Regions from separate parts of the Mus musculus genome. Here all the other regions are linked to region 4. A link is a loop called in an ENCODE intact Hi-C map of the cell type or tissue named here. Cell type or tissue: left cerebral cortex. All regions are shown on one strand. Region 1 holds the start of Gm46414 (a long non-coding RNA gene). Region 2 overlaps Gm32834 (a long non-coding RNA gene). Region 3 overlaps Gm32834 (a long non-coding RNA gene). Region 4 overlaps Gm46414 (a long non-coding RNA gene).

What was found. Hi-C counts contacts between places; a loop is a spot of excess contacts. Peaks named below come from ENCODE experiments on the same cell type or tissue, not always from the same donor. Only the 100,000 strongest peaks of a DNase experiment are listed, where the experiment ranks them.
Region 1: a loop joins it to region 4, with 2.3 times the contacts of the local background. A loop is called at or near these places in 3 of 42 quality-filtered maps.
Region 2: a loop joins it to region 4, with 2.7 times the contacts of the local background. A loop is called at or near these places in 11 of 42 quality-filtered maps.
Region 3: it touches region 4 in a loop (2.9-fold over the local background); 13 of 42 quality-filtered maps call a loop at or near these places.

Annotation. Positions count from the first base shown.
Region 1 is chr13:51,207,208-51,209,707 of GRCm38, forward strand. It overlaps Gm46414 (a long non-coding RNA gene), which reads left to right and starts at 1,434. Exons shown (of 5, transcript XR_001780947.2): 1 at 1,434-2,079. In left cerebral cortex, a CTCF peak has its summit at 1,340; DNase peaks (open chromatin) are centred at 932 and 1,380; H3K4me3 peaks cover 544 bases; H3K27ac peaks cover 1,322 bases.
Region 2 is chr13:51,399,391-51,401,890 of GRCm38, forward strand. The region is part of intron 1 of Gm32834 (a long non-coding RNA gene); the gene reads right to left. Among named protein-coding and RNA genes, the nearest start is that of S1pr3, 8.0 kb to the right of the region's middle. In left cerebral cortex, no CTCF peak of the experiment used is centred here; DNase peaks (open chromatin) are centred at 1,196, 1,557 and 1,990; H3K4me3 peaks cover 967 bases; H3K27ac peaks cover 914 bases.
Region 3 is chr13:51,403,760-51,406,259 of GRCm38, forward strand. All of the region lies in intron 1 of Gm32834 (a long non-coding RNA gene), which reads right to left. Among named protein-coding and RNA genes, the nearest start is that of S1pr3, 3.6 kb to the right of the region's middle. In left cerebral cortex, no CTCF peak of the experiment used is centred here; DNase peaks (open chromatin) are centred at 992 and 1,413; H3K27ac peaks cover 977 bases.
Region 4 is chr13:51,288,634-51,291,133 of GRCm38, forward strand. All of the region lies in intron 2 of Gm46414 (a long non-coding RNA gene), which reads left to right. Among named protein-coding and RNA genes, the nearest start is that of Gm46414, 81 kb to the left of the region's middle. In left cerebral cortex, a CTCF peak has its summit at 1,420; DNase peaks (open chromatin) are centred at 1,026, 1,250, 1,551 and 2,477; H3K27ac peaks cover 1,333 bases.

The DNA of each region.
Region 1 (2,500 bases), 81 kb before region 4:
CTGGAGAGAGCACCCAAGGAGTTGAAGGGGTCTGCAACCCTATAGGTGGAACAACAATATGAACTAACCAGTACCCCCAGAGCTGGTGTCTCTAGCTGCATATGTAGCAGAAGATGGCCTGGTCGGCCATCATTGGGAAGAGATGTTCCTTGGTATTGCAGACTTTGTATGCCCCAGTACAGGGGAATGCCAGGGCCAGGAAGTGGGAGTGGGTGGGTAGGGGAGCAGGGTGGGGGGAGGGTATAGGGAACTATTTGGGATAGCATTTGAAATATAAATAAAGAAAATATCTAATAAAAAAATTCCCTGAGCCATCTTACAGACACTTTTTGACAATTTCTTGACTGGGTTTTGTTGTCCAGCTTTAAGATTTCTTTTGGTGTTTCTGGTTCCCAATTGGGTTTCAAATGATCCACTGCCTTCAATAAGCCGTAGGGCTAAAGGGTAGACAGAAGTCTAGGTGCCAAGTCCCTGTTAAATACCTCCTTGGCAAATATGGTCTCCCATTCTTCAGCTTTCTTCTCATTTTCTCCATAATCTACCTTGATGCACAAAATTAAAATCTTAACCAACTCTAACTTGGGTATTTTTTCTTTTCTTGCTGATGCTTTTGGGATATTGCTGAATCTACTGGCAGGTCCCTCAACCAAATCAAGAACCCTCAAAATTCACACTTAGGTTTCATTATGAACAACGCATTATTAAAGTTGTCAGCTAGAGTTTTCGGACGTATGAGGCAATAGGTTTGAGTGCCTTGCGGTAACAAACTATGAATTCTCTCGCAGTGAATTAACACGACAGAAGCCAGATGCCATTTACCACACAGCGCAGCAAGCCCTGAGTGCTCTTCCCACATCTCACAGCTGCAGAGAAGAAGAAAAACCTGGGAGGTGTATTGAGAAATCAGCTCTCAAAATGTCTATTTTTTACTTGCTTTCCATTGGCCAGCAGCACTCAGTCACCGGGTCTTCAGCTAACTACAAGGAAAGCTGGGAAATGTAGTTTTCTTTGTGAAGGAACGTCAATAGGCGTCTGCACTGGCTCACCTGCTTGCTTTCTAGTCAGTCGCTAGCTTCGCGTGTTGAGCAGTACACAAAATAAACGAAACTATATATTTTAACTGAAGACATTAGAAAGTATCGTTCAGAAATTTTAGGGCTCATTCTTTTGCCTCCTTTATACTATGATAGATAGTTTATGCTGTAAATACAAACGGTTTTAGTATTTTAAAATTTCTGTGAGTTGCTTGTCTAGGGGTAGTAGCCTGGAGTTCCTGGACAGCTATTTGCTAATTGAGACTCTGGCGATGCCTGACCCAAGGCAGTGTCTGTGAAGTGTCTGCGACGCCCTTGAGATGGCAGCCTGCTACCGAATAAAGAATGTGAACAGAGCAGCCTTGTTCTGTGGGGCTCCCAGGATGTGTGGTCAGGGATTGGAGGATGGGTCGGGGCAAAGCAAAGGATGGAGACAGAGTGAAGATAGGCGAAGAACAGAGAAGCAAGGCAGGAGGGAAGCAAAACAAAGGAGAGGACGGGGAGAAAAGAGGAGACTCCCAAGACAGCGAGAGGGGCTTCTCCCGTATGCCTTGATCCACACACAGAAGGGAGAGCAGCGCCGAGCTGGGTCATTATTGGACATGTTGCCAGAGAGCTGGGACCAGACCTTGAGAATCTGTGTGCTCACATGTGTTCACACATGTTCTCCCGTGTGTTCACATGTCTGCACGTGCCTGCAAAGGCCTGTGACCAACCTCAGCACTGCTCCTCAGGAGCCACCACCTCGTTCTCTGAGATTACTGACCAGGGGCTCGCTGTCGTGGCTAGGCCCGCTGGCCCTCAAGCCTCTTGGATCCACTCCAAACACATGGCAACACACCCAGCTATTTTACACAGGGGGACGGGGATTGAACGCAGGCTGTCACGCTAACATGGCAAATGCTTTTCTCCTACAGATTTCCGAACTGTTCGGTGCTTCTGATTCGGTTCATCTGAAGAGAAGCACAGAGCCATAAGAAGCCTGAAAGTTTTCATCCCCAGCCGCTCCTACCTAGTGTGGCCAGCGTAGGGACCAAGATGCCAGGTTGGTAGTTAATTAGAAGTGGCCTAGCCTGGGGGGGGGGGAGGGGTAGCTTCTTGGATTTAACACAAAGCTCTGTCCTTCTAGTGATGTGACAGTTGTAAATTGGTCCCTTCTCTGTACCAATCCTCCTCTGGGGAAGGCAGGCAGGAGGCTTATATAAAAAGCATATTCAATTTTTTACAAATGAGAAACGTTCTGGAGGCTGGAGTGATGTCTCAGTCCGTAAAGGACTTGTCCTGCACGCCCGAGGACCTGCGTCTGATATCCAGAACTCATACCGAGTGTGGTAGTTTGTGCTTGTAATTTTAGGGGTGAGAGTGGCTTAGGCCACTCACTCGGTGAGTTCCAGTTCACTGAGACATTGTGACTCAGAGTGGATGCCACCTGAAGATAGTACTTAAGGTTGACTCTGGCCTCTATG
Region 2 (2,500 bases), 110 kb after region 4:
AGAGGAAGGATGCCGGTGTTATCCTCACTGCAGTAGAGCAACCTGACCTACCACCACCCTCAGGGCAAGGACCACTCAAAGGGATCCCGTGGCTTCCATCTAGAATCTTCTAATCCAGCTAATGCTGGCTCAGAGCTCAGAGACATAGGAAATGTCAAGGTCAAAGGTCTGCCAAGGGTCTGTCCCCCTTTTCCCTTCATCTCTGCACTCCAGGGGAACCAGTTGCTGTCCTTATTGCTGTGGCAAAAAGTGACTTAAGGAAAGAAGGAGTTAGCCCATCATTGCAGAGAAAGCAGGAAGGCAGAGGCATGAGAAAGCTGGTCCCACTGTGCCTAGAGCCCGGAAGTGGGGGGAAGCTGGTCCCCGGAAGTAGGGAGGCATGGGTGCTGGTGCTCAGTTCCCCTCTCCTTTTTATTCATTCTAGAGCCCCAGCCCATGGGGTGGCACTCCCCACATTCAGAGATGGTTTCCCCACTTCAAGTAGCCCAGTTTAGAAAATCCCTCACAGACACATCGGAAGGTGGGTCTAAATCCAGTCAACTTGATGACCTTAATCACCACACCAGGTGTTGGTCATCCATGGAGAATGGTCAGCCCACCTCTTCCGAAGATACCACAATTTCCCAGTGTAATCAAAATAGATCCAGGAGACTGCAACCGGACTAGGAAGGAGTCCTAACAAGGGCCAAGGTGAAGCCATAGCTGGGTTTCTCCCCAGCTGTGCAACCTTGGCAAAATCAAGGACTCTCTGTCTCCTGTCTTAGTCTGAAGCTAACCTCCTAGGGCTGTTCTGAAAGAGCAGTCTCTCTCTCTCTCTCTCTCTCTCTCTCTCTCTCTCTCTCTCTCTCTCTCTCTGTGTGTGTGTGTGTGTGTGTGTGTGTGTGAACTCATTGTAAAGAAGGCCCTGCCCACACCCGCAAGAGGCTGGCCTTGGTTGCTGCTGGCTCCTCTTGCATCATCAAACCCTCTGTCCTTCAGTTTGTCATCCACCGCTGCCTTTGATGTTTGGAAGAAGGAGGAAATCGACAACTGCTTCTCAATTCATCTCCACCCTCCGCGTCCCACCACCACCCTTAACCAAACCATTTGGTGACGGAGAAGAAGCAAGCTTATTCCAGAACATTGCAGACACTTGTTCAGAAGCCCAAGGGCACAGTGGGAGCGCGCACCAAACTAGTTCCAGCAGGAGGCAGGCAGGTTTGCTCCTGACCAACCAATCCACCTTCAGTTGCTCAGTGCCCGGCACACTACCGGGCATTTCTGTTGAATGACGCAGTTTACCTCCTCTGGGAACTGTCTGGAAATGAAGCGCCCCGCGTCAGGCAGCTCCCACCATGATTTCCCAGGCGTGGCATCCACAAAGACACTTTGAGAGGAGTAATTTGACAGAGAGCCCCCCGCCCCCAGGTTGCTGAAGTGTGGTGCTCTGACTGGCTGTGATATTCACATGCAAGCTCTGCAGACACTTTCCTAGCCAAAACGAAGTTGTTGTGTGTGTATGGGGTGGGGGTGGGGTGGAGGTGGGAATCCAGGCCACCCACACCCAAAGCAGGGTCTTCCAGTTAGCGTCATTGGAAACACGCGCATGCGCGCAAGCCCCGGCTAAGTTTTCGGTTCTCTGTCTGCTGCCAACCTGCTTCTGAAAGTCTGAAGGCTCTGTTCCAGCTGAAAGCCCCACTCCCTGGGTCAGAGAAGTTAACGATTCCCCCCACCCCACACCCCACCCCACCCCGCCCCCGCAAAGTCCTAAGGTTACTTTACAGTCATCACAGCTAGACTCCCGGTATCCCTGGGATGCCATGGCCTGGATGCTGCCTCTTTTGAGCTAATGCCCCAGGGTGCTGTTTGGTGAGCAAAGTTTAAATTCCCATTTGCACTTGAGCCTTTCACGTGTTAAATAGCTGGTTCTGAGTAGGATCTCTGGGTAGGAGCTGTCCGCAGCCGAACAAGCAGGGCGGAAGCGAGATCATGGTCATGTGACAGTATGCCAACTCTTCCATTTATCATCCGTGTGTGGCTCTTTTGAGTTCCTCTTTCTGTGCCTTGTTTTCTCACTTGCAAATCACTGTGATACCTATGTCCCCCACAAAAGGGTGTCTGAAGCAATCCAAGCTGCCCCCAAAACCCCAGCTCATGGGGAGGGGGAGGCAAGTGTTCCTTCTCTGCCCCCAGCGAATCTGAATCTTTCTCCTAGTGTGTTTATGCTTAAAAGGGCTATAGTTTCCTGGTCTTGGGATTCTATCTAGAAAGCACTTCCTGAACTAACAACTTGAAGCATTTCTCCCATGATGCCAACCAAATATATTTTAAAATGTTCAATACCTATAGTTACCAGAGAAATGAAAAACAAAATGGCAAGATTCCATCCCACCCCAGTCTCCGTGGTTATCATCAAAAAATAAATAAAAAGTAGAGACGGCTCAGTTGGTAAAGTACTTGCCCATGCAAGCCTAAGGAACTAAGTCAATGGCTAGAAACCACTCAGAAAGCCTGGTGTGAG
Region 3 (2,500 bases), 120 kb after region 4:
ACCAGGACAGGACCCATGAATGTTCACACTGTCTTTGGCTGCCTGCACAAAACAACTTAACATTCTAGGGAGGAGTGAGAAGGGATCCCTAAGTCCCGCCCCTAACTGAGGAGCTATTGGCAGTTGGTGGCTTCTGAAGGAGGAAGAGTCGGTTTTGTTAAAGCTGTGGCTCCTGGTAGGTCAACCAGATTCTGGTGGTTAGCTCCACATCTAGAAGTCTGTGGACAGCACAACTTAGGGTGAATGGATTATTAAATATTTTTAAAAGAGAACATGAAATTGGGGGGGGAGGTAAGGAGGTGGGGGATGGATCTGAGAAGAGTGGAGAGGGTGAATATGGCCAAAATATATAAATTTCCTCAAAGAACTAATAAAAATATCTTAAAATCCATAAATAAGATAGTGAGTGATTGAGGAAGATACCTAGTAGTGTCTACATGCATAAGGACACATGTTCACACATTTTTCACAACCCCACTTCACACACACACACACACACACACACACACACACACCCCACAAAATTAACATAAATGAATCAATAAATGCAAGTGGGAAAAATGGGGTCTGGCCATTTGAATAAGTATGGCCCCTGTGGGTTCCTATCTTTAAATGCTTTAGTCCCCAGGGAGTGGCACTACTTGAAAGGATTAGAAGGACTTGGGGGAGGGGTGGCCTTGTTGGAAGCAGGGCATCATGGGAGATAGGCTTTGAGGTTTCAAAAGCCCATGCCAAGCCCGGTGTCTTCCTCTCTGCCTGCAGATCAGGATGCAGCTTCCAGGGACTTCTCCAAGGACATGCCTGCTGCCATGCTCCCTGCCATGGTGACAATGAACTAAACCTCTGGAACTGTAGGCCAGCCCTCAGTTAAAGGCTTGCCTTCATAAGGGTTGGTCATGAGGTTTCTCTGCAGCAACAAAACAGTGACTAAGACCGGGAGGAAAAAGGAATTCTTAGACATTTTTGGTAGGAATATAAAGAAGTACAGATGCTACGAAAGAAAGAAAAAAAAAAGAACTAAAAATAGATCCAGCCTATGAGTCAACTGTCCTACTTCTGGGACTGTAACTAAAGAGGTCCTTGCATGGCATCACACACAGTGACAAAGACAGCTCAGGTCCCCGTCGCAGGCCAATGCTCTGACCATGGCTTCCCTTTCTCTTTTCTCTGTCTCTTGAGTGCTGGGATTGCCACTGTGCATGGCCATATTCAGTTTATACTGTGCTGGAAATGGAACCTAGGGCCTCGTGCACACTAGGCAAGCACTCGACCCACTGGGCCACATGCCCAGCTCTGCCTTGTCCTTTAGATCAGCATAAGGCCATGGAGGCACAGCTGCAGGCTGACTGGGTGCTGGAGGGGAGAACACGGCACAGTAAAAGACACGGGAAAGTTCCATCATATTCTACAATGCAAAGGCCAAGTCCAAACAGCTCTGCCCACATGCCGCCGGCACACAGCTGCGAGCTGTCACTGTAGGATAAAGACCTCAAGTTTGGGTTTCTCTACTATGAAGCTAACATGGGTGCATTTAAAACAACTCAATTATGAGAGACGGAATAGAATGAGAAGGCTGCTGTCCACACCAACAATAGCCTCATACTCTCACACGTATCACAAACACCACACACATAAACACACATCACACACCTTACCACACACTATACCCATATCACACATAAACACATGCATACACATACATCACACTACATACACATACTCACACGTCACTACAGATAACACCATGCAAACGTGTACGTTACACACCGCACACATCACAAACATACACATACAACACCATACAAGCACACTGTGCAAATGCACACTCACACATGCACACACACCCACTCCTGAGATGCACACATCACATACCACACTAATCACCACACTCATATCACAAGAGGGAGCACCTGCGCACGCGCGCACGCACACACACACACACACACACACACACACACACACACACTCTTCTCATTACAGATAACGCTGCACACAATCCACATCTCACGAGTTCTCATAGCACACACCACACAGACACGTGTCTATGAGTGTCTCTGAATACTGTCAACGTCTTTCTAAAACACAAACTGTGAGAAGAACAGTTCCTGGAACTCCTGGCTGACCTCAAGGATGACTACAGGACAGAGTAGGAGTGTGGTGATGAGGACAAGGCACTTTAGTCACTTGGCGTTGGCCGATGGCTGTCACGGAATGAACTCCCCTGTGAAGGCTGTGGCAGTGAGTCAAAGGATCACCGTGCTCCCCAATAGGGTCGTGTGGCACACAGGGCCATGCTCCATTCCACAAGCCCAGGGCCAGCTTCGAATACAAGGCCATCTCTCCCCAGATCTGAGTGGTGCGTACCGGCAGAGAGGAAGTGGCTTGAGGTTGTCTGTCAAGTTGCAGAGTGACCACAAGACCCAAGCCCCCAGTATTGTCTCAAGCGAGTTCCTTTCTCCCATGCTGCCTATCTACAATAAGTTCAGCCTTTTCTCTGGAA
Region 4 (2,500 bases):
ATAAAAATATCTTCAGCTCTCAGCTTAATCCAGCCTAGAGCCTTCTGTGAAGAGAAGCCTCAAGTAAGAAACTGCCTAGATTGGATTGGTCTAGCAGCACGTCTGTAGGAGATCGTCCTGATTGTTAATTGATGTGGGAGGGCTCAGCCCACTGTGGGCAGCACCATTCCCTGGACAGGTGTTCCTGGGTTATCTAGGAGAAGTAGCTAAGTATAAGTCAGTGAGCCAGTCAGCAAGCAGTGTTCCCTCATGGTTTCTACTTCAAGCTCCTGGTTGAGAGTTCTTGCCCAGATTTCCCTCAATGTTGGACTGTGACCTAGAAGTGTAAGCCAAATAAATCCTTTCTTCCCCTAAACTGTCTCTGGTGGCAACAGAAAGCAATCTCAAACTTGTTCTAAAACAATAGTCATCTTAGCAAGAATTCAGATGTCTGAAAGCACAGGGCTGCCTGATTCAGAGAATTGAAGTCCAGGGGGATTGAGCCAGGGAGAAGAAGCAGTTGAGAGGCTGTCTTCTAGATAAATAATCAGGAGTATGAACTTGAACCTGCACATTTGCACACATCTCAGAGAGGACAAAGGAGAATACTGCATAGACTTGTTGGGGGATCTAGTGAGCTACTTTAAATTTGCTTCCTCTCAAGGTCAAAGGGTTAGATGAAGAGTGTATTAGTCTGGCTTCATTGCTGTCACAAAACACCTGATGCAGACAATTTATGAAGAAGAGGTTTCTTCAGTTTGTAGTGTTAGAACCTGGAAGGTCTTATTGGCTCAATCTCTGGCTGGGAACTCAACAGTGGAAGACAGGCAGCTGAGGGAGTCAGAGATCATGCTTTGAAAGAGAAATCAGAAAAAGACTTTGGCGAGAACTCAGGAGACAAGAACTTCCTTCCACAGGCAAGTCTCAACAGCTCAAGGACTTACCATTAGACTCCATTTCTATAAGTATCACCACCTCTCACGTTGTCAGGATGATGGCCAAGTTCCCAACATACACCCCTGGGAAACAAACCACATCTGAACCATAGCAGTCAGAATGCAGGTGGGGTCCTTTCCCTGTGGGGATATCAAGTCTCTCTAAGAGCAGAACGTGTGTTAGGCTGTGGTGTGTGTCCAAGACAGCTTTGTATCTTTGAAAAGAAAGAAATGAGATATGAGGAAGTCAGAACATCTTGGAAGAATGAAAGGACATGGCGAGGCTGATGAATAGAAGGTTAAAGAAATACTGCTCTTCTGTTTGTGCAACTGGGGCAGACTAGGAACCTTGGCTCCTATGGGAAGACAGGAAGAAATTGAGCCTTGCTAAAGAAGACAGGATTGGAATTCTTTTTTTTCTTTTTTTTTTTTGAAGTATAAATAGATCTTGAGGATCGCTAAAGGGAACATCTGCTTTCTCTAGTGACAGAATTCTATATTGCAGAGAGTAGCCATGCAAGGAGGAGATATAAAAAAATAAATAAGAAGAAAATTCGGAATGGAGACAAGAAGAATGGGTACCGTTGCCTAGCAACTCATGAGCAAGAAATAGCAGTAGCCGCTGATGGAAGACAAGCGATGTAGCCCTTCACACTCAGCCATGAAGAGAGAACAGCCCTGCTAATAACCACTGATGAAGGAGAGGGATAGCCTGCAGAGAAGCCCAGAGAGCTAGCGATGGAGGCAGATCACTCATAGCCTCTGTCGAACTGTACAGTTGTGGTTAGCAAGGGCGGGGCCTATGCCTTGTACATGCAGAACCTGAGTTCTATCCTTGAGCTGTAGCCCCAGCCTGGGAGAGAGCCAGAGTTAGTAGCAGTGTTGACAGCTTCCTTCCTTCCTTCCTTCCTTCCTTCCTTCCTTCCTTCCTTCCCTCCTTCCTTCCTTCTTTCCTTCCTTCCTTCCTCTCCTTCCTTCCTTCCTCTCCTTTCTTTCTTTCTTTCTTTCTTTCTTTCTTTCTTTCTTTCTTTCTTTCTTTCTTTCTTTTTCTTTCTTTCTTGCTGTTGTTTGCTTGATTAAAATTTTTTTTACATTTATTTATTTATATTATGGTGTGTGTGTGTGTGTGTGTGTGTGTGTGTGTGTGTGTTGGTGTACACATGGAAGTCAGAAGACAACCTTCTGAGATAGTTCTCCCCTTATACCCTGTGAGCTTTGGGTATGAAACTCAGGTGTCAGGCCTGGTGGTAAGGGCTGAACCACCTCTCTACACCAGTTTGTTTGTTTTAGGCAGGTTCTTACGGAGCTCAGGCTGGCCTCAAACTCTTGATGTAGTCCAGCATGACCTTGAATTTCTGTTCCTCCTGTCTCCATCACTTGAACGCTGGGGTTGAAGGATGGACCGCCATGCCTGGTTTATGTGGTACTGGGGATGGAACCCAGGGCTTTGGAAATCCCTCTGCACAGAATCCAGGAAGAAGCAGCCAAGCTGGGGAGAGGGAGCCGGGCTACCCTTTGCAAGTCTCCCATCATGCAAGCCACACGGTTGCCATGGAATCCTGGGCAGGCAGATGGCTGCATCCTCC